Regions from separate parts of the Homo sapiens genome. Here region 1 is linked to region 2. A link is an interaction called in ENCODE POLR2A ChIA-PET data of the cell type or tissue named here. Cell type or tissue: Panc1. All regions are shown on one strand. Each heading gives the region's core, and the rest is flanking DNA. Links, peaks and the distances in the headings are about the cores only. Region 1 holds the start of CCNP (cyclin P). Region 2 has its middle 11 kb from the start of MAP3K10.

What was found. ChIA-PET counts read pairs that join two places held together with the same protein. Peaks named below come from ENCODE experiments on the same cell type or tissue, not always from the same donor. Only the 100,000 strongest peaks of a DNase experiment are listed, where the experiment ranks them.
Region 1: POLR2A ChIA-PET joins it to region 2 with 10 read pairs; 5 of 35 experiments call an interaction of 5 or more read pairs at or near these places.

The regions. Positions count from the first base shown.
Region 1 is chr19:40,226,168-40,240,103 of GRCh38, reverse strand. CCNP (cyclin P) reads left to right here and starts at 13,415. Exons shown (of 5, transcript NM_024877.4): 1 at 13,415-13,729. The coding sequence starts at 13,463. It overlaps AKT2 (AKT serine/threonine kinase 2), which reads left to right. Exons shown (of 14, transcript NM_001626.6): 7 at 1-59; 8 at 1,131-1,199; 9 at 2,013-2,135; 10 at 3,719-3,847; 11 at 4,000-4,214; 12 at 4,754-4,841; 13 at 4,957-5,059; 14 at 6,153-9,787. The coding sequence ends at 6,232. RefSeq lists an enhancer at 13,028-13,581 and a silencer at 13,608-13,727. In Panc1, for the core only: no CTCF peak of the experiment used is centred there; DNase peaks (open chromatin) are centred at 8,591, 10,473, 10,983 and 12,471; H3K4me3 peaks cover 675 bases; H3K27ac peaks cover 1,172 bases; H3K27me3 peaks cover 373 bases.
Region 2 is chr19:40,172,470-40,188,668 of GRCh38, reverse strand. No RefSeq gene overlaps it. Among named protein-coding and RNA genes, the nearest start is that of MAP3K10, 11 kb to the left of the region's middle. In Panc1, for the core only: no CTCF peak of the experiment used is centred there; DNase peaks (open chromatin) are centred at 9,752 and 10,794; H3K27me3 peaks cover 1,291 bases.

The DNA.
Region 1 (13,936 bases), core at 5,728-13,727, 51 kb before region 2:
TCGCTCACACAGTCACCGAGAGCCGGGTCCTCCAGAACACCAGGCACCCGTTCCTCACTGTGAGTTGCCCTCCCCTTCCCAGACAGTGTGAGGCCAGCCTTTGGACAGAGCTCAGAGAGAGAGCCCTAATCTTCTGGTACAAAGCACAGTCTTGGGGTAGGCCAGGCGGGCAGGGCAAGGTGTTGCTGCGCCCTGCCAAGTCATCCGAACCAAGACATGTGGTGGGGGTGAGCAGGCTCGGGGAGTGGGAGGGTGACAGCTTCTTCATAGATGGTGGCTTCATGTAAGCATTTGAACTAACTGAAGATATCACATTATTTGCTGGCTGCTGTCTCTATGAGTTAGGAGCACTTAGCCCAGCTGGTTGAAGTGGAAACATTATTTTTTTTGTTTTTGTTTTCAGATATGCTCATAGAAGCAGATGTGTTAGCATTGTGTTGTCTGTCAGCCTGGACTGAGTAGATGCCTGTTTGGGCTGCAGTCTCCATCAAGGCCAGTGGCCACCAGTTAAATGGACTAGATTGAGGATGGCTTATGTATCATTTCTTTATCTCAGTTGCTGTCCAGGTATCCTATTAAGCCACAGTACTTTTTCAAATAAAATCTTATGAGGTACCTCAGTGCAGAAAACAGAATAGTTGAGTTGTCATGAGCTGAAGGACCCCCTGGTGGGAGTCTCTGAGGAACTCTCTGTAGATCTCCTTAGTGCAGTGGAGAACTACTGTTTGTTGACTGACAGCCTGTCCATCCTGTCATTGAAGTTGGCTCCCAAGCCTTTGCCACTCCCAGCCACAGCAGACATCACTTGTGTGTGTAAGTTGAACACATTTTACTGTAAAAACAAGAGCCATGGTTGCTCAGAACAGCTCTAGTTCTCCCTTGGCTGTGCCTGATGGAGGCAGAGGACAAGATGGTTCAGCATGTAACCCTTTCCTACCGCAGAGCCATGCCTTCACTTAATGCCCCAAAAGGTGCAGCCGGTATGTGAACCCCATATGGCTGACTCCTGGGGGCCCCAGCCAGGGCAGGGTGTGTGTGTGCAGAATAAGCAGGGCCAGGGCCCTGCCCTGGCATGGCTCAGCAGAGCCCTCCTCCCTCCCACCTCCCACCCTGCTGCCTTCATCCCCCAGGCGCTGAAGTATGCCTTCCAGACCCACGACCGCCTGTGCTTTGTGATGGAGTATGCCAACGGGGGTGAGGTGAGCCGCGGCTGCCTTGACTTTGCCCTCTGGGGCCTCCTTCTTTAGGGTGGGGCGGGATGGAGAGGAGCTGTGGGTGAGATGGAAGGGTGGAGGGAAATTTCAGTGTCATCTAGTGCCCCTCTCCCTTGAGGCAGGCGGCTTCGTCTCCATTTTGGGGGGGCAGTCACTGAGGCTCAGAGAGGTTAAGTGGCTTGCCCAAGTTTACACAGCTAGTGAGTGGGTGGGTCAGGTCCAAACCAGTCCAGAGAGGTGTGGAGAGGGCTGTGGGGCGATAGCACTGGGAAGGATGGTCTTAAAGGCCCCAGAGAAAGCCCCCAAGGGTTAAAACCTAGCAGCCCTCCGTTCCCGTGTCCTCTCGAAGTGAATTCCCGCAGCCGCTCAGCTTCCCCTTACAGAGTCGCCTCACTTTTGTCACCCACTCCTTGCCTCGCGCCTTCTCTGTGCAGTGGTTGGCACACCTGCTTTGGGATGCGTGGTTTGCTCATCTGTCTGATCTGGGCTTGCCCATGGCCTATTGTTACTTGGTCATGACGTGTGCTTCTTTTTGCCTCCATGCCATCCTCCCTCCTGTCTCGGATGTCTCTCCCATACCCTCTCATGGGTGCCTCCTGGCAGACCCTCGCCCTTCCCCCCAGCTCTGTGTCACTTATGAGCTTCTGCGCTCTGCCTTGATTGGTCCCTCTAGCTGTCACTTGCTGGTTCATGATACAGGTGTCACCACATCACTGCGCTGGGGCAGGGGGCTGGGAAGGTGAGGGCAGGTGGGTGGGCTGGGGCCTGACCTCCTCTCCCCACCCCTTCCTCCTGCAGCTGTTCTTCCACCTGTCCCGGGAGCGTGTCTTCACAGAGGAGCGGGCCCGGTTTTATGGTGCAGAGATTGTCTCGGCTCTTGAGTACTTGCACTCGCGGGACGTGGTATACCGCGACATCAAGGTTAGTGGCAGGGTGTGCGCCAGGCTGACCTGTGGCATGCACACCACATGGGACTCACACTGGGGAAGTTGGGCTGAGCTTCTGCCCTCATTCGCCAGGCTCCCCACCAAGGTCCAGGGTGGTGGCTGCCCTCATTCGCCAGGCTCCCCACCAAGGTCCAGGGTGGTGGCTGCCCTCATTCACCAGGCTCCCCACCAAGGTCCAGGGTGGTGGCTCTGTGGCAAGTTGCCCCAAGTAGGGACCTTCCCAAGCCTCCCATGAGCGCTCCTAGGCCACTAGCGGAGTGTCAACTGCCACAATACCTACTTTATTTGTATTTATTTATTTATTTATTTTTGAGGAGTCTTACTCTGTTGAGTGCAGTGGTGTGATCTCGGCTCGCTGCAACCTCTGCCTCCCGGGTTCAAGCGATTGTCCTGCCTCAGCCTCCCGAATAGGTGGGATTACAGGTGCCCGCCACCATGCCCAGCTAATTTTTGTATTTTTAGTAGAGACGGGGTTTCATCATATTGGCCAGGCTGGTCTCAAACTCCTGACCTTGTGATCCACCCACCTCAGCCTCCCAAAGTGCTTGGATTACAGGCATGAGCCCCCGCGCCCGGCCAATTTTAGAAGATAGTTTGGCAGTGTCCACCAAAGCTGAGCACCAGTCATCTGCCCTAGCTGTGTGCACAGGAGAAGTGGGGACACACACTCACCTTAGAAAGTGTCCCCCTCACTCAGCAGCAGGACTTACTCTAGCCCCAACTGGAACAACCCAAGTATCCACTGTGAGAGGAACAGTCAGATCCACTGTGGAGTGTTCTCACAGTGGGACGCCACACAGCAGTTAGGAATGAGCTACAGCTACACACGACAGTGTGGACGCGTCTCATAGGCTAATGTCGAGGGAAAGCCGCACAGAGGAGGTGAGTCCACAGTTCACAGGTGTGTCTGTGTGCAGTGGTACAGATGGGAAGTAGAGGTTAATTCTTGTGGGGGATGGTCAGTAACCGGGAGGGGCACACAGGGCCTTCCAGGGGGAGATGCCACCTCAGCCTCGCAAGTAGCTGGGACTATAGGTGTGTGCCACCATGCCTGGCTAATTTTTTTTTTCATATTAAGAAATATGGAGATGGGGTCTCGCTGTGTTGCCCAGGCTGGTCTCAAACTCATGGGTTCAAGCAATCCTGCCACCTAAGTCCCCCAAATTGCTGGGATTACAGGTGTGAGCCACTTTGCCTGGCTGCATATTTCATAATTAAAGGACAGAAAGTCTAGAAAAAAAGAATAGAAGAAAGCTAGTGCCCCCACGTTCGAAATAAGAACCACAGTTCACAATGGGGACGGTGGGTGGACAGGGCCTGGCTCTCGGCTCTCCCTGCCCAGCTGTTCCCAGGTACCATGGGGGTGGGCCAGAGGGTGAGGAGGGTTGGATCTGGCCTCTCTCTGAGCCTCAGAGGGTGAGGCTGTGTGTGCTGGGCCCAGCCTGGCATGGGAGGGTTGATGTCCAGGAGCCCCGGGCATCTTTCCCTGGAAGGAAAGGCTGGGGTGGCAGGAAGCCTTGGGAGCATGCACCTGAGATCCGTTGACTTTTCCAACAGCTGGAAAACCTCATGCTGGACAAAGATGGCCACATCAAGATCACTGACTTTGGCCTCTGCAAAGAGGGCATCAGTGACGGGGCCACCATGAAAACCTTCTGTGGGACCCCGGAGTACCTGGCGCCTGAGGTGTCTGGGGTTGGTGGGGGTAGGAACGTGTGAGGCCAAGGGTAGGGGGATCCCCCAGACCTGTGTGTTTCCAGCCCAGATGCCCTGAGGGCAGGACTGTGATGCCAGCCTCAGGGCCACGGGCCCAGCCCTCATTTCTCCTCCATCCTCAGGTGCTGGAGGACAATGACTATGGCCGGGCCGTGGACTGGTGGGGGCTGGGTGTGGTCATGTACGAGATGATGTGCGGCCGCCTGCCCTTCTACAACCAGGACCACGAGCGCCTCTTCGAGCTCATCCTCATGGAAGAGATCCGCTTCCCGCGCACGCTCAGCCCCGAGGCCAAGTCCCTGCTTGCTGGGCTGCTTAAGAAGGACCCCAAGCAGAGGTGAGGGCTGGCGTCGGCCCCACCCAGCCCAGCGCCAGCTGCTGCCACTGTCCCTGCGGCCTGGAGGGGGCAGCGTCCACAAGGGTGCTCGCTTGTAGGGTCGCAGTGTGTCGTCCCCACACAGCCCCTGAAAACGTCCACAGTGGCACTTAGGGAGTGCTTCCCCCAGGGCAGGCCCATCCTTGACACTGCCTTATTTTATGGGGACACTGAGGAACAGGGCATCCCCTGGGCCTGGCTGGGGCCACCAAACCATATGTGGCAGAGCCAGGATAGGAACGGAGCCTGCCCTACTAACTCCCTTTCTGGACTCAGGGTAAGGCCAGGCAGTGAGGACACGTGGGTCCGGGTTGCTGACTCCCTGGCTCTGACCCTGGGCACGTGAGCTCCCTCCCTGAGCCTCGGTTTCCTCCTCTGTGAAGTGGTTTGTGGTCAAGACAGAATCATTAAGGGCCATACAGGGCCTGCCTGCTCCGAAAGCCCGTCTGCCCGAACCCAGCTGCTCCGGGAGGCAGGTGCTGACGGCCGTCTCTGCACAGGCTTGGTGGGGGGCCCAGCGATGCCAAGGAGGTCATGGAGCACAGGTTCTTCCTCAGCATCAACTGGCAGGACGTGGTCCAGAAGAAGGTGAGCCCCACTGCTTGCCCCAGCAGGACCCTCAGGGACCTGGCCCACTCGTGGTGACCTTGGTTGAGGCCTCCTGGCCTCAGGGTCCCTGAGCCTGAGCTCCTCTCCTCCGTAGCTCCTGCCACCCTTCAAACCTCAGGTCACGTCCGAGGTCGACACAAGGTACTTCGATGATGAATTTACCGCCCAGTCCATCACAATCACACCCCCTGACCGCTGTGAGTGCCTGGGGCCCCCGCGCTGGTGTGCCTGCCCCAGGGGTGGAGGGATGGGATCTGCTCTTAACTCACTTCTCAAGGAGGGCCCTCGAAGGCCCCCGCTTCATGTCTGGGAGATTTCCCCAAGTCTGCTCTCAGGCCCTTTTGCTGTTGGTCCTCTTTGGACCTGGTGAGGCCACCAGGAGCCATTGACTGCAGCACGTTCTGGAGCTCAGTCGGGGGGCTCAGGGCAGGAGGCAGCCCGGTCCCTGAGCCTGGCTGGGTTCACTGCTTTACAGCTGTTTGGGTTCTTACTCTGAACTCAGCCCAGGGCTGGGCTATGCTGGGGACACAGCACTGATTGAGCCAGCCCTGGGCCCTGCCCTGGAAAGCTCCCAGCCCAGGTAGGGTGGGCGGCCTGGAGTGGTCAGGGCTAGGGCGTGGGAGGCCAGGGACTGGGGAATCCCAGAGGAAATATCCGACCTGGCCTGCAGTTAGGGAGGGCTTTCTAGAGGAGGAAGCAAACGTGTCAGCTGGCCGGAGGAATGACGTGTGGGATGCCAGCAATGGGAGAAGCATGGCATAGCTAAGGACCGGCAGCAGCCAGGGAGATGGTGGTGAGAAGAGAGGGCATGGGGCTGGAGTGCAAGGGTCTGGGGGCCACTGGGAGGGGTGGGGACTGCTTGCATGGCGGGAGCCAGCCATGGAAGGGTTTCATACAGAGAGGGACAGGGTTAAAGCAGGCCTTTAGAAAGCCCCCCTGGCTGCCCGTGGAGAATGGATGGGAGGGTGCGAGAGGCAGGCCAGGACAGGGCTCTGGGCTGGACTCTGGCATGGTGGTGTGTGGGGCAGAGAGAAGGTGGGAGGCTCAGAAGGCCCTGCCAGCTGTGGGGCGCATGGGCAAGGGCACAGGAAACTCCCAGAGGAGGCCGCCCGGGGCTCAGGTTTGGGGAGTGGGTCCGTGGCTGAGGGCCTCCATTGCGGAGGGATGGGCCTTTCCTGTCCTGTCCTGTGGGCAGCCCCCGCCAGCTGGGGCCGTTTCCCCAGGGAGTCTGGGCAGGTGTCCCAGGCCCTCTCCTGACTGGTCCTCCCCATCCACCTCTGCCGCCCACAGATGACAGCCTGGGCTTACTGGAGCTGGACCAGCGGACCCACTTCCCCCAGTTCTCCTACTCGGCCAGCATCCGCGAGTGAGCAGTCTGCCCACGCAGAGGACGCACGCTCGCTGCCATCACCGCTGGGTGGTTTTTTCCCCCTAACTTTTTACTTAGCCTTTTTGGTTTGTGTCCCCACCCCCACCTCCTCACCCCCTTTCCAGTTCTTCTTCAGGCCCCTCCCAGACGCACCCCAGCGGCCCCTGCAGCCCCTGCCTCCAGCCTCCAGCCTCACCTTTGTGCCCAGACTCGCATTTGGAAGACTCCACCTCCCGCCCAGGCCTGGGCTGTTGGGCGGTTGGAGATTCAGGTTTTAATCCACACAAGCCCCAGTGAGGGGTGAAGCATGGCGCCTGGGGCCTGCCTGAGTTTCTGGCCTGGGTGTCGTGCTGGTGTCTGCCTCCGCGCTGCTGCATCTGGACGAAGGCTGCCTTCTGGTGGGACGCGACACCCGGCAGACAGTGGTGCTGCCTTCCAGGCCCCGTGGCCTAGGCTCGGAGTGGCCAGGCACGGGGCGGTCCAATCCCCCACCCGCTGTCCCCCTATGGGGGCAGAAAAGCAATAATGTCCAGGGGCAGGCAGGGGCCCTTGGGAGCTGCAGGGCTGGGGGTTAGGGCTGCTCCCTGGTGAATGGAGTCAGATCCTAGGATCTGTACCATGGGGAACCAGGAGTGGCCGGGCTGGGTGCCGCCTCCTGGTCCGGCCTCCTCCCCACCAAACTGTCCTCACCCTATGGATGAGGCAGGAGGAACATTTGGGGCCAAACCTGCCTGCCTCCCAGCCCCGTGCCTTACTAGGGCTTCCTTCCAGCTGGCCTTACCTCCCGCTGGACCCTGGGCCTGGCCTGGCCCCACTGGGGGCTATGGGCTGGGCTCACCCTCTCCTCTGCGGGGGTGGAGGGCCACCAGCCTTGGCTGTTACAATCTTACACCGGACAGTATTGGGCCCCATGGACTTGGTCAGGGAGGGGTGGGGGTGGGCATCTCTGGTACCTATTGGGGTGGGGGGCCTCTGAAAAGGGAGGCTCCTAGGCCCCCCTCACCCCTCCCTCTCCCCAGGGCCCCACGTTCTGCAGCCTTAAGGTTGAACATGAGTGCACGTCCATGTCAGTGCTGTGGGACTCCTGTGCGTGCCTCGGACTGCGTGTGTCGGCGGGACGCAGGCACACGTGGGTGTGTGTGCATGTGTGTTTGTGTGAGGGCAGCGTGTCCTCCAGTGTGCATGGTGTGTGGGCTTGGGCCCCATCCCTGGCCCGAGCATTTCATCCTGTGGGGGAGGGGTGCTGACCTAGTGGGAGGAGCCCCACTGTGATCCATGAGCTGCCCTGCCCACGCCTCCCCTCCCTGTAGCAACACCTCTGGGTGTTTGGAGTTTAGCTTTTGTGGGTTTGCTCTCCCTATCCCATCTCCTGTACTACACAGTTCATGGCAGGGTGGGGAGGGGTGGGGTTGGTTCGGGTGGGTGAGGGTCTTTTTCCTCTGTGTGCGATGTTGTTATCTGACAGTTCTCCGTCCCTACTGGCCTTTCTCCTCGTCTTCATATTTGTACGGTACAAGCAATAAAGACACTCATTTCAGACCAGGGCCCAGCCTGCACTCACGCCAGCCCAACCACTCTGGGCTTTGCCTTGGTGATGGAGTCAGACCCCTGGGCCCCAGCTCCTCCTGTACTAGCCGTTCCCTTCAGCAAGGAGGGCACTGAGCTCAGGGTGAGGGCAGCTGGGGTGTGTGCAGGAGCTCAGGCTGGAGAGGGTGGGTGGAGCTGGTGCTGTGGGGCTGAGGGGTATGGGAAGGCTCCCCGCATGTGGGGGTGGGGTGGACAGAGACCACTCCAGGCCCTCAGTGCTGCTTAGGCTAAGAGAGGTGGGGTGGAGGGACAGGGCTGGAAGATCTGGGTAGCCCAGAATGAGGAGGGTGCCTGTGCTGTCACTGAATGAGAGGGAGTGGTTCATTCCACCCGGCTGCCGAGCCTCAGAGGGGGGCATTCCTATCCTGCCCCACCTCCCTGTTTATGCTGCCACCTGGAAGCCTTGAGGCCCCCAAATTCCAGTACAGACCCAGTGGTGTGTTCATGGTGGCGTGGTTGCTGTCACCTGGGAGCTCCTGAGCGTTTGGTTAGAACCCTGTTCAGCTTGGGGTCAGCCCTCCCCTAGTCACTGCCCTTTAGCCTGGATGTGTCTGGGCCCCTGCACTTCCCGTGCTTGAGTCACGTGGCTGCATGGCCGGGCGCTGGCCGGATGGAACACCTCCCCCAGCAAGGGACCAGGGACCAGAGCCCTGGCCTGCCCTGCTGAGCCCTGCTGTGCAGAGGGCCTGGCACAGATGAATTTGAGATTTTGCCGCAAGGTGTTAGCACTTCACACCCATTGAGTCTTTGAGATTTTAAGTGAATGTAAGCAGAAAAAGTCAGATCCAATTTACAGAAATCAGAGTTAGCTACAGCTAGGACTCGTTTGGTTGGGGTTTTTTAGTTTGTCTTTCTAAAGTCATGTGGACCTTAATTTAATTACAAAAGTCTACCCTGGTGGTCATAAAATAGGCAGGCCTATGAAGAAAGGCCTTTTACTCTTCCATCTCGTCCCAGCCCCGAGTTGACCCACGTTGCTGCTCCTCACACCATGGTGATGCAGGTCTCGTAGTGTGGGCACAGGCCTGGCTACCTCATCTTTTTAGTGCCTCTCTCCTCTTCCACAGGATGGGGTCCCACAGCTGCAGCAGCTGGCCCCGTAGTTGAGCATGTGTGGTTATCCTGTAGAGCTTTTCCCAAGAAGGGTGTTTGAACTTAGAGTCTTAATAAAATCTTACCAAATAAATTTTGAGTAGAATAATCGTCTTTTGCAATGTACATTTTAAAAATTTCACACATTCTTTTTTGTATATAAAGAACAGTGACTGGGCACAGTGGCTCATGCCTGTAATCCCAGCAATTTGGGAGGCCGAGGCGGGCGGGTCTCTTGAGGCCAGGGGTTCGAGACCAGCCTGGGCATCATAGGGAGACCTTCATCTCTACAAAAAATACAAAAATTAGCTGGGCATGGTGGTGCATGCCTGCAATCCCAGCTAACTTGGAAGGCTGAGGTGAGGTGGGAAGATCACTTGAGCCCAGGAGTTTGAGGCTGCAGTGAGCTATGATTGCGGCACTGCACTGCAGCCTGGGACAATGAGACTGTGTCTCTAAAAATAAAAAAAAAAAAAACATGATACATGCTATTAAAAAAGACAGCAAAGCAGGAGTATAAGAAAGGAAATTCACCCGAGGTCGCAGGGCCTTGAGTACTCATTTTGGTGCTGATTACCTCTCTGCAAATGGACACGGCATCATAAATTGGTAGTTTCCTGCTCTTTTTGTGTAATCTTTTCCAGTTAATGTGAAGCCTCTGGGGGCTGCCCTCGTGCACTGATGGTTGTGTGGAGTCGGGGGCGGCAGTGCGATTCCCTTTTAGCTGCTGCATGGGGGGAACTCAGGCTTTCCAGCTGCTTCCTGGGGTTCCATGGGGTAGACCCCTCAACCGCTTCAGCTGCCCCGTTAACAGGAATTGACTTGGTTTCGTTTGGTGCTACCAGCAGTCCTGTAATAAACTAGCTATCCATCTGTACTGTGCTGGTGCTTTTGTTTGTCTACATCCCAGGATTTTAATGTCCAGTACCTTTCCAAAAAAGTGTAGCCATTCAGATACTTTAAATTTTGAAATAATTGCAGACTTGCAGAAAACTTTCAAAAATAGTGCTGTACTAAGATTATTCCAGGCCTGGGGCAGGAAATGTACAAGATGAGCCTGGGGCATCTTGCAGTGCCTGAAAGCACGCACTGATATGCTTAAGTCACAGGGACACAGGAGCCAACAGAAAGCTTCCAGTGGCCAAAGCTGAAAAGAATTTGAACAACAAAATAAATAGCATAATATTGGGTTTTCACCTAAAATGTGAAATAAGTCTATTGCTAAGTGGCAAAATGGGGAGAATATGCAAATCTACACAAAATCATAAGTAATTTCTGTAGACAGCCTTCAAGGAGGGCTATGGAACCCCCACTTCTTAGGCGTGGGCTGCAGTGACTCCTCCAAAGAGTGCAGTGTGGAGAGGGGGAAAAGTAACTTTTCAGTGAAGGTCCCTGGCAAACACTACATCATCCAGCCAATCGAGGCAAACACTGCTGATGAATCACCTTCACAGTGTCCCTTTAATGTGATAGAATGGCACTTTCCCTCTGATCCTCCTCTTGCAGACACACACCACCTCACTGAGAGGAAGCAGACATCAGACAGATCTCAGTTGAGGGATTTGTCTGCCAAGGTGGTTAATCAGAAAATTCTGAGAAAGTGACACATCCAAGATCAACCAAAAGAGTCATGGTGACTAAATGTAATGTTTCCTGAAATAGAAAAAGAACGTAGGGAAAAAGGAAGGCTTGAATAAAGCATGGACTTAATAGATGAATATTGGTCTAACGGATTGTGACAAATGGGGCACACTAATATGAGATGTTCATTGGGGAAATTGGGTGTGGGGTAGGTGGGAACTGTCAATCTATTCAAAAAAGTTATGTAGAAGAATTACAAAATATACCCTTCGCCAGGTTCGTCATAGCATTTTACTTAAAACGGACAAAAATGGGATCAGAATGTTAAATTCACCCCTCCACCTCCCGCTCCACATTGTATACCTGTCCTAAAGAACATTCTGCTACATAACTGCTCTCCAGTTACCAAGGTCAGGAAGCTAACATTGAAACTGCTCTTCTGTACAGATTTTATAGTGTTCGCTAATGGTCACGCTTAATGTCCTTGTATGTTAAAAATTCCTAGCTAATGACCAGGCTCACATGTTGCATTCAGTTGGCAGGTGTGAAACTCACAGGGCAGTTATTTTGCAGTTATTTTCCCTCAACCAGGGTTGGTTGCCTCACTTTTTTTTTTTCTCTTTTTTTTAAGACGGAGTCTCACTCTATCGCCCAGGCTGGAGTGCCATGGTGCGATATTGGCTCTCTGCAACCTCTGCCTCCAGGGTTCAAGTGATTCTCCTGTCTCAGCCTCACCAGTAGCTGAGATTACAGGCACCCACCACCACACCCAGCTAATTTTTGTATTTTTAGTAGAGACAGGGTTTCACTATGTTGGCCAGGCTGGTCTCGAACTTACCTCAAGTGATCTGCCTGCCTCACCTTCCCAAAGTGCTGGGATTACAGGCGTGAGCCACTGCGCCTGGCCTAAAAGATATATATATATATATATATTTTTTTTTAAAGCTACTTACGTCTCTCCATTTGCCCGCAAGGAAATTCCTTGTGGACAGAAGACAGGCAGAGTTCAAAGTCATCCCTGTGCTCACATGAGACCAATGCATATCTGATGGCTTCCTCCGTCCTATTGTTTGACCCAGACTAGGCATGGATGGCTCTTCCTGTAAATTGTGCATTCAGTAAAAGGCTAATCAAACTCAAAAGAATGCAGCCGTTTGTCTCCTGTCTATGACCTGGAAGCCCCCTCCCCTGCTTCGAGTTGTCTTGCCTTTCCGGACCGAACCAATGTACAGCTTACACATATTGAGGACGTCTCATGTCTCCATAAAACGTATAAAACCAAGCTGTGCCCCGAATACCTCCTGAGGCCGTGTCACACGCACACCCTTAACTTTGGCAAAATAAGCTTTCTAAATTGATTGACACCTATCTCAGATACCTTTTGGTTTACACAGTTAATAAACATCTTGTGTAGAGACATTTTGTAGATATCCCGATTCCTATCAGATGTTCACCCACTAGTTTGAACATCTATTGATATTTCTTGCATGAAACGATGCTGTGGTGGTTGCCAAATAGGATTTTCCAACCTTCTACATTATTAGTTCGGCCAGTCATGGCGGCCCACACCTGTAATCCTAGCACTTTGGGAAGCCAAGGTGGGAGGATTCCTTGAACCCAGGAGTTCAAAACCAGCCTAGGCAACAAAGTGATACCCCAGTCTCTACAGAAAAATTTAAAAATTAGCCAAGCATGATGGCGCACACCTGTAGTCCTAGCTACTTGGGAGGCTGAGATGGGAGGATCACTTGAGCCTAGGAGGTTGAGGCTGCAGTGAGCCGTGTTCACACCACTGCACTCCAGCCTGGGTGACAGAGCGAGACCCTGTCTGAAAACAAAACACATTTATTAGTTCACTTTCTAAAGATTAGAAGAGCTTTTCTTTCCCACTGCCTGAGTTATATCAGAATAAACTTGTATTTTAATTTTATTCAGTGGTTTGTGATCTATGACTATCATCTTGATGCTCACATTTTCTAGATTTAGCTAGTGACTTCTGCATCTATGTGACTTGCCCTGCTGTTGGGACACTTTCTGCCACACAAAAATATTCCAGATCTTGTACCTTCTCTTGTATGACCCTGGGATCAGCCATTTCTCCAGGTAGCCCTGGTTCCTTTTAGTGGAGAATGGGATGTGGCGGCCAGGGTTTGGATGTTAGGGGTGCTTCTCACTATTGGGGTGTCGCTGCTCTTAAGCTCTCCCAGTGGATTAAGCTAGGAAATACATGTTTGCATACACACCACTTTTTAAAAAAAATTTTTTTTTTTTTGAGACGGAGTCTCGCTCTGTCGCCCAAGCTGGAGTACAGTGGCCCAATCTCGCTCACTGCAAGTTCCGCCTCCAGGGTTCATGCCATTCTCCTGCCTCAGCCTCCTGAGTAGCTGGGACTACAGGCTCCCGGCACCACGCCCAGCTAACTTTTTGTATTTTTAGTGGAGATGGGGTTTCACAGTGTTAGCCAGGATGGTCTCCATCTCCTGACCTCGTGATCCGCCCGCCTCGGCCTCCCAAAGTGCTGGGATTACAGGAGTGAGCCACCACACCCGGCCACACAACACTTAACTTCTATGTAAACAACCATGTGTTCACACAATTTTATCTCCAATTCCATTGCGACACCGACACCACAAGGGTCATTCTAACCTCCGATCTATGTTTGTACATCCATCCTCTGACGGTGCAAACCCTGATTCTACATTTTGAAATCATCCCGACTTTATGGTCAGGAAAGCGAGGCCCAGAGGGGCTGCTTCCGGGCAGCAGGATGAGGATCTGTCTCCAGCTGTCCGACCTTAGAGGGCTTCGAGAGGACAGAGCCAGCCTGCGGGGCACTCACCTTTGTGCACCTGCCCGGGCGAGGCGGGCTCAGTGCGCACGCGCCCAGGGGCCTTTAAAGCGCCCGCCGCGCGTCTCTTCCCCTAGCTGCAAGGGTCGGTGCTTGGCCTCGCCCGCAACACCCTCCTGGAGGATGCTGGTGAGAGGCAGGGACCAGGGGTCCGGCTCCCGGCTCGGGCCTATCGTTAGGCGCTGGGCCCCCAGGCCCTCTCCTTTGCAGAGTCTCGCTGCCTCCCTCGACGCAGAGCCTTCAAGCGCCGCAGTCCCCGACGGCTTCCCCGCGGGCCCCACTGTCTCCCCAAGACGCCTGGCGAGGCCGCCGGGGCTGGAGGAGGCGCTGAGCGCGCTGGGGCTGCAGGGAGAACGCGAGTACGCCGGGGACATCTTCGCCGAAGTCATGGTGAGCCTACCCGCCGCCTGCCCTGGTGAGGGCGACGCCGGCCCACCGCCCGGCACCCACTCAACACCACTCTGAACTCCCACCGCTCCAGCCTCTCCTCCCTATCACTGGCAGCCGGCGTTCCTTCCCTGCAACGTCCAGGCTTTTGTTTTGTTTTCACACAGCGCCGTTTCTACCGCTGGGAATGCCCTTTCCCACCGTCCCCGG
Region 2 (16,199 bases), core at 5,114-13,113:
CCTGATTGCTTCAAAATGTTAACTTCCTGGAGAAAATTGCATGTTAACCAACATGCTTGTGTTATGCTGACATCATTACTCTGTTTACCAATCATTTATGGGGTGATTCATCTCAAAGAAGCAAATAGAGGGTGGGGGCGGTGGCTCACACACCTGTAATCGCAGCACTTTGGGAGGCTGAGGCAGGCAAATCACCTGAGGTCAGGAGTTTGAGACCAGCCTGGACAACATGGTGAAACCTCATCTCTACTAAAAATACAAAAATTAGCCAGGCGTGGTGGCAGGTGCCTGTAATCTCAGCTACTCAGGAGGCTGAGGCAGGAGAATCGCTTGAACCTGGGAGGCGGAGGTTGCAGTGAGCCGAGATCGAGCCAGTGTACTCTAGCCCGGACGACAGAGGGAGACTCTGGAAGAAGCAAATGGGCTGCAGAACAGGTTGTCTCTGGGCCCGGTGCGGTGGCTCACGCCTGTAATCCCAGCACTTTGGGAGGCCAAGGCGGGTGGATCACAAGGTCAGGAGTTCAAGACCAGCCTGGCCAACATGGTGAAACCCTGTCTCTACTAAAAATACAAATTTAGTCAGGGCATGGTGGCAGTCACCTGTAATCCCAGCTGCTCGGGAGGCTGAGGCAGGGGAATCGCTTGAACCGGGTGGCAGAGGTTGCAGTGAGCCGAGATTGCGCCACTGCACTCCAGCCTGGTGACAGAGTGAGACTCCATCTCAAAAAAAAAAAGAAAAAAAATTATCTTGGATTTGGCTGCCTTGTTGAACTCACTCTTGCTTGTTCTAGAATAGCTTGACAGATAATTCTCTTCGATTTTCTAGCTAGATGATCCTGTTGTCCAGAAAAAAGAAAAAAATTACAGCTTTAAAAAATCTGATGTCTATGCTTTTTTTCTTAATCCTCTCCTCTTTGGCTAGGAGTTCCAATACAATGTTGAATGGCAGTGGTATTAATGGACAATTCTTGTCTTGTCCTAGACATTTAAGGGAATGATCCTAAGGTTTCATCATTAAATATGATGCTTTCAGTAGATTTCTAGTAGAAGTCCTTTATCAGGTTCTATTCCTAACTTGCTAGAGATTTTTCTTTCTTTCTTTCTTTCTTTCTTTTTTAAATGCAGGTGTTACATTTTATCAAATGCTTTTTATGCATTTATTTATGCAATCAGATGGTTTTTCTGCCTTTAATCCATTAATGTTGATTATCTCCTCTTTCTTGCTTTCACCATTGCTGGATTTGATTTAATAATACTTTATTTAGGGTTGTTTTGCATTTCTTTTCTTTTCTTTTCTTTTTTTTTTTTTTTTGAGACAGCCTTGCTGTGTCATCCAGGCTATAGTGCAGTGGTGATATCTCAGCTCACCCACCTCCTGGGTTCAAGCGATTCTCCCACCTCAGCCTCCAGAGCTGAGACTATAGGCGCATGCCACTGTGCCCAGCTAATTGTTACATTTTTAGTAGACATGGGGTTTTGCCATGTTGGCCGGAGTGGTCTCCAAATCCTGGCCTCAAGGAATCCACCTGCCTTGGCCTCCCAAGGTGCTGGGATTACAGGCATGAGCCACTGTGCCTGGCCTGCATTTGTTTTCATAAATGGAATTTTCTGGTGTTATTCTTGCCTAGTTTTGACATTGGCGGAATGCTAGCCCTATTCAATGAGTTGGGGAGCTTTTTTTTTTTTTTGTGGTGAGAACACTTAAGACCTACCCTTATAACAAATTTCAAGTATACAATAAAATCTTATTAACGATAGTCGTGTCATTGTACATTAGATCTCTAGAACTTATTCATCTTGCATAACTGATATTTTGTATCCCTTGACTAATATCAAGTCAACTTTTTATTTTTTAATCTTTTTTTAAGATGGAGTCTCGCTCTGTCGCCCAGGCTGGAGTGCAGTGGCACAATCTTGGCTCACTGCAACCTCCACCTCCTGGGTTCAAGTGATTCTCCTGCCTCAGCCTCCCTAGTAGCTGGGATTACAGGCATAAGCTACTATGCCCACCCAGCTAATTTTTGTATTTTCAGTATAGACTGAGTTTCGCCATGATGACCAGGCTGGTGCTGAAATTACAGGCATGCGCCATTTCTGACCTCAAGTAATCCGCCCTCCTTGGCCTCCCAAAGTGCTAGGATTACAGGCATGAGCCACCTCGCCCAGCTGTGTTAATTTTTTCAATGATGTTCTGATGTCCTTGTTTGGAAGAAATCTTTAAATTTCATGTAGTCAAACCCGTCACATTTTCACCATATGTGCTTTCTGGGTTGAAGAATCTTTGCTCACTCCAAAGCCATAACAATATTCTACATTTTTCTAGCAGCTGTTATGGGTTGAATTGTGTTCTTCCAAAAGGATATGTTGAATTCCTACTCCCAGTACCTCAGAATGTGACTGTATTTAAAACAAGGTCGTTGCAGATGTAATTAGTTAAGATGAGGTCATACTAGAGTAGGGTGGGCTGCTAATGCCGTATCACTGTTGTCCTTATAAGAAGACAGCCTGGTTGGGCGCCGTGGCTCACACCTATAATCCCAGCACTCTGGGAGGCCAAGGTGGGAGAATCACTTGAGCCCAGGAGTTCAAGATCGGCCTGGGCAACACAGTGAGACCCCGTCTCTATAAATAAATAAATAAAAAGAAGATAGCCATGTGAGGACACACACACACACACACACACACACACACACACACACACACACACACACGGAATGCCATATGACAACAAAGGCAGAGATTAGAGTTATGCAGCTACAAGCGAAGCAACTCCAAAGGCTGCCAATAAATCATCAGAAGCTAAGACCAGGTGAGGAAGGATTCCCCTGCAGGGTTCAGAGCGGGCATGGCCTTGCTGACACCTTGAGTTTGGACTGCTGGCTTCCAGGAATGGGGAGACAATAGATTTCTGTTGGGTTAAGCCACCCAGTTTGTGGTACTTTATGGCAGCCCTAGGAAATTAACATACAGTCCTAGCCTTCTGGTTTTACCTTCCTTATTTAGGTTTCTAGCCCATTTATTTGACCTTTGTATTATGGAGAGAGGTGGGGAACTAACTTTACTTTTCTCCTTACAAGTGCCAGGTTCCCTAATACTATCTCTAACAATCTCTCTCTTTTCTTCTTCTTTTTTTTTTTTGACTTTGAGACAGGGTCTCAATCTGTTGCCCAGGCTGGAGTGCAGTGGTGCGATCTCGGCTCACTGCAACCTCTGCCTCCTAGGCTCAAGCGATCCTCCCACCTCAGCCTCTCCAGTAGCTGAGACCACAGGTACACGCCACCACGCCTGGCTAATTTTTTAAATTTTTAGTAGAGACGAGGTCTTGCTATGTTGCCCAGGCTGGCCTCGAACTCCTGGGCTCAAGTCATCCTCCTGCCTGAGGCTCTCAAAGTGCTGGGATTACAGGTGTGAACCACTGTGCCTGGCCACACCCTGTATAATTTCTTCCAATATGTGCCTAGTTTCTTTTCTTTTTAGCTGTGCTGTAATCGATTTCATTTGTTCACTGGGTTTTAAAGTTTTCACTTATATAATTTTTAGTTTTTCCTCTTCAAATCTTCCTTGACAGTTTTAATAATCAGCTTTTCCTTCAGTATTTTTAAAGCTCTGCCATTAATTTCTTTAAAGATTTACTGTATTTATTTTATATTCTGTACAGCATACTTCCAGTGGCTGTGCCATTTGTGAGTCTGATTCTGAGGCTTATTGCTTCTGCTTATGTAGTTTATTTCCTGTTAGTGATTTTTTAAAATATCAACTTATGTTCCTTGGGATTTTATATGAGGAATTTTTTTTTTTGAGATGGAGTCTCGCTATCTTGCCCAGGCTAGAGTGCAGTGGCACAATCTCAGCTCACTGCAACCGAGATCTCCCTCCTGGGTTCAAGCGATTCTCCTGCCTCGGCCTCCCAAGTAGCTGGGATTATAGGAGCCTGCCACCACGCCTAGCTAATTTTTGTATTTTTAGTAGAGACAAGGTTTCACCATGTTGGCCAGGCTGATCTGGAACTCCTGATCTTCCCACTTTGGCCTCCCAAAATGTTGGGATTATAGGTGTGAGCCACCGTGGCCAGCCCTAAGGAAATTCTTGAAAGCCCAGGTTTAAATGCATTTTCCTGGCTAGGTGCAGTGGCCCATGCCTGTAATCCCAGCACCTTGGGAAGCTGAGGTAAGAGGATTGCTTGAACCCAGAAGGTCAAGTTTGCAGTGAGCTATGACTGAGCCACTGCACTCCAGCCTGGGCAACAGATCAAGATCCCATCTCTACAGCAACAACAACAAAAGACTTTTTTTTTTGGACTCTTTTCAGTCTTTTATTTACCATACTCTCTTTTTTTCTCCTTTCCTTGCTTCCATGAATACATTGATTATTTTCTACTTCTGATTTGAAAATTATTTAATTTAAAAAAATTTTAAAAAGTTATAGTAGTTATTCCTAACATGCTCAGACTAATTTGTGTTTATTCTACCCCATAAATTCTCCCCTCTGCTTCCTTTTGCCCTGAAACTGCCATATTGATATTTTTTAGACTTTTGATTTTGGATTTGTATAAATATGCCTTTTGGGGGCATTATTTATTTATCATAGAAATGTAGTCACTATTATTTGCTGTGTCTCATAAGTTGTTTCTCTTCTCGCTGTAATACTTCCTCCAGGATTATTTTTGAAGGTTTTTGTGGGGTAAACTTTTTTTTTTTTTTTGAGATAGAGTCTCACTGTGTTGCTCAGGCTGGAGTGTAGTGGTGGGAACTTGGCTCACTGTAACCTCCACCTCCCGTGTACAAGTGATGCTCCTGACTCAGCCTCCCAAGTAGCTGGGACTGCAGGCACCTGCCATCACACCCGGCTAATTTTTTTTTTTTTTTTTTGTATTTTTGGTAGAGACAGGGTTTCACTGTGCTGGCCAGGCTGGTGACGAACTCCTGACCTCATGATCCGCCCACCTTGGCTTTCCAAAGTGCTGGAATTACAGGCATTGAGCCACTACGTCTGGCCCGGGATAAATTTTTGACACTTTTTTATATCTGAAAATATCTTTATGTACCCTCACATTTAAATGACAGTTCTGCTAGACATAAAATTCTCTAAGTTCCAAGTGTTTTCCTTTTATTCTTTGAACAAAATACTACCCCATTGTCTTCTTGCATCTGTTGTTGCTGCTGACAAGTCTGGTGTTGTTTAGTTTCTGAAAGCTGTTAGAATTTTTCTCTTTGACGGTCTTCAGATTAATTGAAAATTATCTACATATTTTGAAACCTATTTGTCTATGAGCCTGGTGTGGGTACCCCACCCCCCAGATTCACATGTTGAAGTGCCAACTCCCAGTGCCTCTGACTGTATTTGGAAATAGGGTTGTTGCAGGTGTAGTTAAGATGAGGTGATACTGGAGTAAGGTGGGTCCCTACTCCAATATGACAGGTGTCCTTATGAAAAGGGGAAATTTGAGGCCGGGGCAGGGGCTCTCACCTACAATCTCAATGCTGTGGGAGGTGGGTGGATTGCTTGAGGCCAGTATTTGGCGATCAACCTGGGCAACATAGTGAGACCTCATCTCTACAAAAAATACATGTTGGCCAGGCTGGTCTTGAACTCCTGACCTCAAGTGATCTCTCCACCTCAGCCTCCCAAAGTTCTGGGATTATAGGCGTGAGCCACTGTGCCCAGCCTGTTTTTCATAATTATTTATGTCATTTTGATTTGTGGCCTGCAAATATCCCTTCCTCAATTAAGCCTCCTCCTGGGCTTTGGCAGGGCTGGAGGTAAATTACTGACAATTCTGGTTAGAAGATAGCATTGCCATTTGCTCTGCTATGTCATCTTCATCCAGCTTAATGTCACTCACAGAGCTGCTTGGCTCTGGGCTGGGGACCAACAGGAAGCTATTCTCTTTAATTTTTTTTTTTTTTTTTTTTGAGACAGAGTCTCTGTCTCTCACCCAGGCTGGAGTGAAATGGCATCATCTTGGCTCACTGCAACCTCTGCCTCCTGGGTTCAAGCAATTCTCCTGCCTCAGCCTCCCAAGAAACTGGGATTACAAGTGCCCGCCACCACGCCTGGCTAATTTTTTTTTTTTTGAGCCAGCCTGACCTCTGTTGCCCAGGCTGGAGTGCAGTGGCACGATCTCGGCTCACAGCAAGCTCCGCCTCCCAGGTTCATGCCAATCTCCTGCCTCAGCCTCCCGAGTAGCTAGGACTACAGGTGCCCGCCACCACGCCTGGCTAATTTTTTATATTTTTAGTAGAGATGGGGTTTCACCCTGTTAGCCAGGATGGTCTCGATCCCCTGACCTTGTGATCTGCCTGCCTAAGCCTCCCAAAGTGCTGGGATTACAGGTGTGAGCCACCTTGCCCGGCCAACCTTAAGATTTTAATTACCATGAAAAACAAGAGATGAGACTCTGAATGAGGCCCTTCCTGACATCTGGTATAGCTCCATGGAACTTCCAGATATTTATAAACAGAAAGAAGGATGAAGTCTTGATATAAGAATTTGCAGCCAGGCACAGTGACTCACGCCTATAAGGCCAGCACTTTGGGAGGCTGAGGCAGGAGGATCGCTTGGGCCCAGGGGTTTGAGACCAGCCTGGGTAACATGGTGAGATTCTGTCCCTACTAAAAATCAGACAAATTATTGGGTGTGGTGGTACATATCTGTGGTCTCAGCTACTCAGGAGGCTGAGATGGGAGGATTGCTTGAGCCCAGGAGGTTGAGGCTGCAGTGAGCCATGTAAGTACCACTACACTCCAGTATGGGCTTCAGAGTGAGGTCCTGTCTCAAAAAAAAAAAAAAAAAAATTTCTGTGCTCCATTCTCAGTGCCTAAATCTTAGATTAACTGGATGTTTCAGTGGGCACTTCCTAGAAGGATTCTTCTCTGTGAAAGGATCTCCTGCTAAACCCTGTTCACTCTTGGGATACTGCAGTGGAATTTGCTGACTCCATACCTAAGGGACAGTGCAGGTAGGTCCATTGGTGCCCATAGGGATGTTTCCAATTGTGTCTGTTTGGTTCCATCTTGTTTTACGTGGAAGTTCTTTCATGCTTTATCCACACAAGGTGTCCAATTCATCCAGCCTCCATTCAGGGAGCCTATAAGGATCCAAGTCTATTGAAAGGTGGGTTGTCCATAGGTGATGAGTGTGTAAGGGGGTAAACTCCAGAACAGCTCATCTTTGAATCCTTTTTACTCTGTCTCTGGTTCTCATGCTCTTTTTGGTTCTCTGTTCTCCTACTTCAAGGACTCCTGGGATGTTTTCCAACACCAACAGCCAGTTCTCTGATTCTCTGGCCACCAACTGGATATTCAACAATTCAGTTCAATTCTGATACTACCTGGAGTTAGGGCAGATTCCACAGCTGAAGGGCTCAAAACTGCCCCACCCACCAACTTCAGATGCCAGTTGCAAGTCCCAGGACTCCCATACTTCTGACCAATGTAAACCAAAAATAAAATTCTTTTTTTTTTTTTTGAGACAGAGTCTCACTCTGTGCCCAGGCTGGAGTGCAGTGGCATGATTTTGGCTCACTGCAACCTCCACCTCCCAGGTTCAAGCAATTCTCCTGCCTTAGCCTCCTGAGTAGCTGGGACTACAGGCAGCCACCACTCCCAGCTGCTGATTTTTATATTTTTAGTACAGACGGGGTTTCACCATGTTGACCAGGCTAGTCTCCAACTCTTGACCTCAGGTGATCCACCCGCTTCAGCCTCCCAAAGTGCTGGGATTAACAGGCATAAGCCACTGCACCCAGCCGAGACCAAGGTTCTTCTTATGGAGATGAAGCCTCCAGGTAGCAGGCTTCAGAGAGAATAGATAGTAAAATTTCTTGCAGTGGCACGCACCTGTAATCCCAGTTACAGGGAGGCTGAGGCATGAGAATCACTTGGACCCAGGAAGCGGAGGTTGCAGTGAGCCAAGATTGGGCCACTCCACTCCAGCGTGGGCAACAGAGTGAGACCCTGTCTCAAAAAAAAAAAAAAAAAAAAAAAAAGAACTTGGTCCCTTATCCTAACTCAGATACTCCTTTCTATTGACTCCAGGTCTTTAGTTAAACTCTTTCAACCAACTGCCAATCAGAAAATCTTTGAATCCATCCATGACCTGGAATCCCCACCTCCCCTCCCTTCCACCCCACTGCCTTGCTTTCAGTTGTCCCACCTTTCCAGACCAAACCAGTGTATATCTTACACGTGTTGGTTGATGTCTCATGTTTCCCTAAAATGTATAAAAGCAAGCTGTGCCCCAATGACCTTGGGCATGTGTTCCCAGGATCTCTTGGGGTTGTGTTATGGGTCATGGTCACTCGTATTTGGCTCAGAATAAATCTCTTCAAATATTTTACAGAGTTTGACTCTTTTGGTTGACCAACCAGCTATAAATCGGGGGGTTTGCATGCCTCCCTCATAATGTTCGATAATTTTCTAGAACAGCTCACAGAACTCAGGAAGACACTTTACTTATGTTTACCAGTTTAATATAAAGGGTACAAGGGAACAGATGAAGAGGTGCATAGGATGAGGTCTGGAAGGGTTGTAAGTACAGGAGCTTCTATCGGCATAGAGTTGGAGTGCACCACCATCCCCGTCTGAGGATATATTTAACAATCAGGAAGCTCTCCATAATCTCGAAGTTTAATTTTTTTTTTTTTTTTTGGAGGCAGGCTAGAGCGCCCAGGCTAGAGCTCAGTTGCATGATCATGGCTCACTGCAGCCCCAACCTCCCCAGGCTCAAGTGATCCTCCCATCTTAGCTTCCCGAATAGCTGGGACCACAGGTGCATGCCATCACGCCTGGCTGTTCTGTCTTTTTTGTTGTTGTTGTGGAGACGGGGTCTCACTCTGTTGCTCAGGCTGATCTTGAACTCAGCCTCAAGCGATTCTCTCACAGCAGCCTCGCAAAGTGCTGGAATTACAAGCATGAGCCACTGCCCCTGGCCTCAAAATTTGTCTTAGTTCTTGCTTTTGAAAAGCAAAGAACAGGGGAGAAATTTGTCACTGAGGGACAATAAATGTGAGGAGGAAGAGGTAGGGTGATTGCAGGGTAGGACAGAGGGTGTTGATCATGCAAGAGTCAAGATGGACATGACGATCAAGAAGGGAATGGATCCTTTTTCTTGAAAACAGACAGGAATTGGCCGGGCGCAGTGGCTCAAGCCTGTAATCCCAGCACTTTCGGAGGCTGAGGCGGGCAGACCACCTGAGGTCGGGAGTTTGAGACCAGCCTGGCCAACATGGAGAAACCCCATCTCTACTAAAAATACAAAATTAGCTGGGCGTGGTGGCACATGCCTGTAATCCCAGCTACTTGGGAGACTGAGGCAGGAGAATCGCTTGAACCTGGGAGGCAGAGGTTGCGGTGAGCCAACATTGCAGCACTGCACTCCAACCTGGCCAACAAAAGCGAAACTCCATCTCAAAAAAAAAAAAAAAAAAAGAAAGAAAGAAGACAGGAATCTGAAGCAGAAGATGAGAATAAGGACTGGGGTTGAGAGGAAGAGAGGTGAGACAATAAACATGGAGAGAGAAAAGAATTGGCCAAGGAAAGATGCAAGAGGCCGTTAGAAGCCAGAGGATGGGGCAAAAAAGAAGCTGGTATGGGAATATCTACCGGGAAGCTTTTCATTTTGTGCATACCAGTATTGCTTTCTTTTGAGTACCTGTGACTCACCTTTAGGTATACACTTCTTTGCTGGAACATTCTCATTGTGTTCTGTCAACTGCCCTGAGGAGTGGGCTAGAACAGAAGTGGCTTGTGAGGCCCAGCTGTCCTAATGCCCCAAAGGCAGCTCCTGGACCAGTGGATTGAAATGGATGTATCATTATATGACAAATCGCCTTTGAACGTGCCTGGAGATCTGACTGTCAGCAAAGATCATGTCAGGGCACTGAAGTACTTCTTTGGCTTCTTTAAAACACAGTAAGCCAGGGATAGTGTCTCATGCCTGTAACCCTGGCACTCTGGGAGGCCAAGACAGGAGGATTGCTTGAGCCCAAGTGTTTGAGACCAGCCTGAGCAACATTGTGAGACCCCATCTCTACAAAAAAATTTTAAAAAATCAGCTGGGCATGATGGTGGATGCCCTGTAGTCCCAGCTACTTGGGAGGCTGAGGTGGGAGAATCACTTGAGCCCGGGAGGTTGAGGTTGTAGTGAGCCATGATCACGCCACTGCACTCTGGCCTGGGTGACAGAATAAGACCCTGTCTCAAAACAAAACAAAATAAAACAAAAACAGTAAACTTTGAGGATAAGGAGGGTGTTGATGGATCTGTTTGTAATTCCTTCACTCTCTTTCCTTCCCCCAAACCTATTTTGGGCCAGGAGCAGTGGCTCAAGCCTGTAATCCCAGCACTTTGGGAGGCCAAGACGGGCGGATCACGAGGTCAGGAGATCGAGACCATCCTGGCTAACACGGTGAAACCCTGTCTCTACTAAAAATACAAAAAAAAAATTAGCCAGGCGTGGTGGCGGGTGCCTGTAGTCCCAGCTACTCCAGAGGCTGAGGCAGGAGAATGGTGTGAACCCGGGAGGCAGAGCTGGCAGTGAGCCGAGATTGTGCCACTGCACTCCTGCCTGGGCGACAGAGCAAGACTCTGTCTCAAAAAAACAAATAAACAAACAAAAACAAACAAACAAACAAAAACCTATTTTGGTTTGTACAACCTGGAAGATCCCCAGAGTCTTCCTTGGCTCTATTTTTTGTCTCATTTTTTTTCTTTGACATTTCTCCTTTACATGACTCACAGTTGACACTGCCGTGGGCCTGAAGAGCTCAGTCATGTCCCAGGGCAATTCCTACTGGGGTGGGTGTAGGTTGCACTTCAGACAAGTTGCGAGGTGTGCTTCTGGACAAAAGCAGTCAAGGATGGCTGATAATGGGGATAATGGCCTGCTACAAAGAAGGATCTCATAACTGAGCAAGAAATCCATCCTTGCTGTAATCACCCAACTGGTTCTTCTTGCCTGCTGCCCAGAAAAGCCAAGACACCAAGAACAGCAGGAGTTACAGCAGAGAAAGTTTAATAATCACAGGGCCAGTCAAGTGAGAAGAACAGGAGATATTTCTCAAATCCACATCCCCAAGAATTTGGAGGCTAGGGTTTTTCAAGGATAGTTTGGCAAGCAGGGGACTAGGGAATGAGGAATGCTGAGTGGTTGGGTCAGGAATGAAATCATAGGGGATCGAAACTGTCTTCTGTGCTAAGTCAGCTCCTGGGTGTCAGTTGCTGGTCCAGGTGGCGCCAGTTGGTCCATACGGAATGCAAGGTCTGGAAAATGTCTCAAATACCAGTCTTTGACTGTACAATAGTGATGTTGTCCATGGGGGAATTGGGGAAGTTATAAATCTTGTGACCATTGGCTATATGATTTCTGAGTAATAAGCAGTTACAAAAAAAGGCAAGTTATAAAACAATGACTTGTTAGAGTTTAACTATATCCACATCTTAGAAGAAACAATGGCTGTTAGAGTTTAACTATGCCTTCATCTTAGCAGAATTCAGGCCCCTACCACAATTCTAACCTTGAGGTCTTTCATTAGTTATACAAAGGCAGTGTCAGTCAGTCCCTGAGCAAGAAGGGGGTTAGTTTCAGGAAGGGACTGTTATCAGCTTTATTTTATTCGTTTTATTTTTTATTTTTATTTTTTTGAGATGGAGTCTTGCTGTGTTGCCCAGGCTGGAGTGCAGTGGTGTGATCTTGGCTCACTGCAACCTCTGTCTCCTGGGTTCAAGTGATTCTCTTGCCTCAGCCTCCAAAGTAGCTGGGATTACAGGCGTGTGCCACCACGCCTGGCAAATTGTTGTATTTTTTTAGTAGAGACGGGGTTTCACCATGCTGGCCAGGCTGGTCTCGAACTCCTGACCTCAAGTGATCCACCTACCTCGGCCTCCCAAAGTGCTGGGATTATAGGCATGAGCCACCATGCCTGGCTTGCTTTGTTTTAAAGTTAACTATAAACTAAAGTCCTCATATAGTTGGCTTGGCCTATGTGCAGGAATGAGCAAAGACAGCTGTGAGCTTAGAAGCAAGATGGAGTCAGTTACGTGATATTTCTTTCACTGTCACAATTTTTGCAAAGGCAATTTCACAGCCAGCCAGCTGGAATGGGGGCAGTTGATGGAGGTGGCTTTGCCACGAGCTGAGTATGGGCCCAGTAATATATCTTTCATTTCCTGAGGCTATCAAGAATACTCACTTCTGGCCAGGCGCAGTGACTCACACCTGTAATCCTAGCACTTTGGGAGGCCTAGGCAGGTGCATTGCTTGAGTCCAGGAGTTCAAGACCAGCCTGGGCAGATCAGACATGGCAAAACCCCATCTCTACAAAAAATACAAAAATTAGCTGGGTGTGATGGTGGCATGTGCCTGTAGTCCCAGCTACTCGGGAGGCTGAGGTGGGAGGATGGCTTGAGCCTGGGAGGTGGAGGTCACAGTGAGCCGAGATTGTGCCACTGCACTCCAGCCTGGGTGACAGGGCCAGACTCTGTCTCAAAAAAAAAAAAAAAATTCACTTCTTTCTTCTTCTGTAACACCTTGTCAAATGCAAAGGGCTGTTTGTTAATGAGAGTCTTCAGCCTCTATAATTCTTGTAGCTCTATTCTAAGACAGAAATACTTAGCATGGACATAGTCACAAGGGAGAAGCAGCTTGGCAGCGAGGACTTCTGCACTTTATCTATCATGGTCTGTGGCCAGCTGGGTCAGAAGGGCTGGAGGGAGAAGAAAACCGAGGACAGAAGTCTTTGGTAGAAAAATAAAAAGCAGGCCGGGTGCGGTGGCTCACGGCTATAATCCCAGCACTTTGGGAGGCTGAGGTAGGTGGATCATGAGGTCAGGAGTTCAGGACCAGCCTGGCCAAGATGGTGAAACCCTGTCTCTACTAAAAATAGAAAAAATGAGCCAGGCATGGTGGTAGGCACCTGTAATCCAAGCAACTTGGGAAGCTGAGGCAGAGAATTGCTTTAACCTGGGAGGTGGAGGTTTTGTTGCAGTGAGCCTAGACCGCACCACTGCACTCCAGCCTGGGCGACAGACCAAGACTCTATCTCAAAAAATAAAAATAAAAAGCAAATACCAAGCAAATTGTCTTGATCATGGACAAGGAGAAGTGGGCCATGCACACCTGGGACCAGCTAGCTCATAAATCTATGATAAAAGTGTCAGATTTGAACTTGATTGTCAGTTGTATTTGAGATGACTGCCCCTCACTAGGGACAGGCAGGTGAGTTCAAATGAGGTTCTGGTGTTCTTCTTTGAACTCTGGGCATTTCTTTGAGTCTGAAAATATTAGAAATTCATGGCACTACCAGAGACCTGGGAGGGTTTCGTCAGTGATAGCATCCATCACACAAGCAAGAATGTTAATATGGTTGAGCACCGTGGCTTATGCCTGTAAACCCAGCACTTTGGGAGGCCAAGGTGGGAGGATCACTTGAGCCCAGGAGTTTGAGACCAGCCTGGGTAACCTAGAGAGACCCTGTCTCCACAAGAAAATAAAAAAATCAGCTGGGCATGGTGGTGCATGCCTGTAGTCCAAGCTACTTGGGTGGCTGAGGTGAGAGGATCACTTGAGCCTGGGAGGTCAAGGCTGTAGTGAGCTGTGATGGTGCCACTGCACTCCAGCCTGGGTGAACGAGTGAGACCTCATCGCTTAAAAAATAATAATAAAAAAAGAAGCTGAGGCCTTTGGGGAGGTGATTAGTGATGAGGGTGGAGCGCTCAGGCTGGGATTAGTGCTTATATAAAATAAGCCCAAGAGAGCTTGTTTGTCTCTTCTACTATGTGAGGACACAGTGAGAGGGCACCATCTAGGAAATGGGCCCTCGATAGACACCGAATCTGTCTGTGCCATGATCTTGGACTTCACAGCTTCTAGAAAATGTGGAAAATAAATATTTTTCCTTCCTTCCTTCCTTTTCTTTCTTTTGTTTTTTTGAGACGGAGTTTTGCTCTTGTTGCCCAGGCTGGAGTGCAAGGGTGTGATCTCAGCTCCCTGCAACCTCCAGCTCCTGGGTTCAAGCGATTCTCCTGTGTCAGCCTCCTGAGTAGCTGGGATTACAAGCATGCGCCACCATGCCCAGCTAATTTTTTGTATTTTCAGTAGAGGCAGGGTTTCACCATGTTTGTCAAGCTGGTCTCAAACTCCTGACCTTGTGATCCACCCACCTCGGCCTCCCAAAGTGTTGGAATTAGAGGCATGAGCTACAGTACCCAGCCAATATTTGTTGTTTATAAGCCATCCAGTTTATGGCATTTTGCTATAAGGAGCCTGAATGGACTAAGACAGAAGGAGAGGAATGCAATTGTATGAGAGCATATAACAAAGGAACTTGAACGTGACCTAAGCTGTCATGTGTCATGGAGAGAGGAAATCCTGAATTCCCCTTGCCTTACTCCTGAGGCCCACGCCAGCCATGTCCACACATGCCTGGGAACATGTCAATGGAAAACACACGCTTCCCAGTCAAAACTCCCTTCATTTAGTCTTACTGTGTGCCCAGGAACAATGGAGAGCTGTACCTCTACCCAAGCATACAAACTCACGTGATACAGAGGGCTTAACTTTTTTTTTTTTTTTTTTTTTTTTTTTTTGAGACGGAATCTTGCTCTATCACCCAGGCTGGAGTACAGTGGCGCAATCTTGGCTCGCTGCGACCTCCACCTCCTGGATTCAAGCGATTCTCCTGCCTCAGCCTCCCGAGTAGCTGGGACTACAGGTGCACACCACCACTCCTGGCTAATTTTTTGTGTGTTTTTAGTAGAGATGGCGTTTCACCATGTTGGTCAGGCTGGTCTCAAACTCCTGACCTCAAGTGATCCACCTGCCTTGGCCTCCCAAAGTGCTAGGATTACAGGCATGAGCCACTGCGCCCGGCCAGGACTTAACTTTTTAAACTTCATAATCAGCAGGGTGTGATGGCTCACACCAGTAATCCCAGCACTTTAGGAGACCAAGGTGGGTGGATTGTTTGAGCCCAGGAGTTTGAGAGCAGCCTGGGTAACATGATGAAACACTGTCTTTACAAAAAATACAAAAAATTAGCCAGGCGTGGTGGCGCACGACTGTTGTCCCAGCTGCTCAGGAGGCTGAGGCAGGCGAATCACTTGAACTTGGGAGGTGGAGAATGCAATGAGCTGTGATTGCGCCACTGCACACCAGCCTGGGCGACAGAGTGAGACCCTGTCTCAAAGTAATAAAATAAAATAAAACGAAACAAAATAAAAATTTCACAATCAAACCTGCCATGTAATGTATGAAGATATTCTCTAGATCTTCATGCTGATACTATGTACTTAGCATTATCTGTCCCATAACAATGTATCCCATGCTATTGGCAGGATACCTGGGATTCCTTGTGAACAAGGCTAACCCCACGCAAAACTGAGGCTGATAAATTTTCTCTTTGGGATCCCCCCTTCTTGGCAGATACTTTGCTGTGCTTGCCCCTGGAACAAGTTTAGTGCATTTGATTTTCTTCCCATCTTTCCATCAAATGTGCACCACAGTCCTCAGAGTTGGAAAGAAATATTCTGCTTTATACTGAGTTACTACTAATTTTATCATTCAGTCCTTCAGGCCTGCTTCCCAGTTCCAAAAGGATTGAGGCTGTTTGGAGATACTAATTCCTGCAATTTGGAACCTTCCTTTTTATTTATCTTCCAGTCTCTTTAAATCGTACTGTCTCTCCTTTAACAGTGGCACAACCAGGCGAAGGACCCAGATGTGTGGACCCCAGGCCTCCTCTGCTCTCTTTCATTGAGTTAAAAAGCTAGTTGGTTGGGTGTGGTGGCTCGCGCCTGTAATCCCAGCACTTTAGGAGACCGAAGCAGGTGGATCACCTGAGGTCAGGAGTTCGAGACCAGCCTGGCCAACATGGGGAAACTCTGTCTCTACTAAAAATACAAAAAATTAGCTGGGTGTGGTGGTGGGTGCCTTTAATCCCAGCTACTCCGGAGGCTGAGGCAGGAGAATCACTTGAACCCAGGAGGCAGAGGTTGCAGTGAGCTGAGGTTACGCCATTGCACTCCAGCCTGGGCAACAAGAGTGAAACTCCATCTGAAAGAAAGAAAGAAAAAGCTAGCTGACATACAATTATTCATATGTATTCTTTTTTTTTTAATTAAAAAAAATTTTTTTGAGATAGAGTCTCATTCTGTTGCCCAGGCTGGAGTGCAATGGCGCGACCTCGGCTCACTGCAACTTTG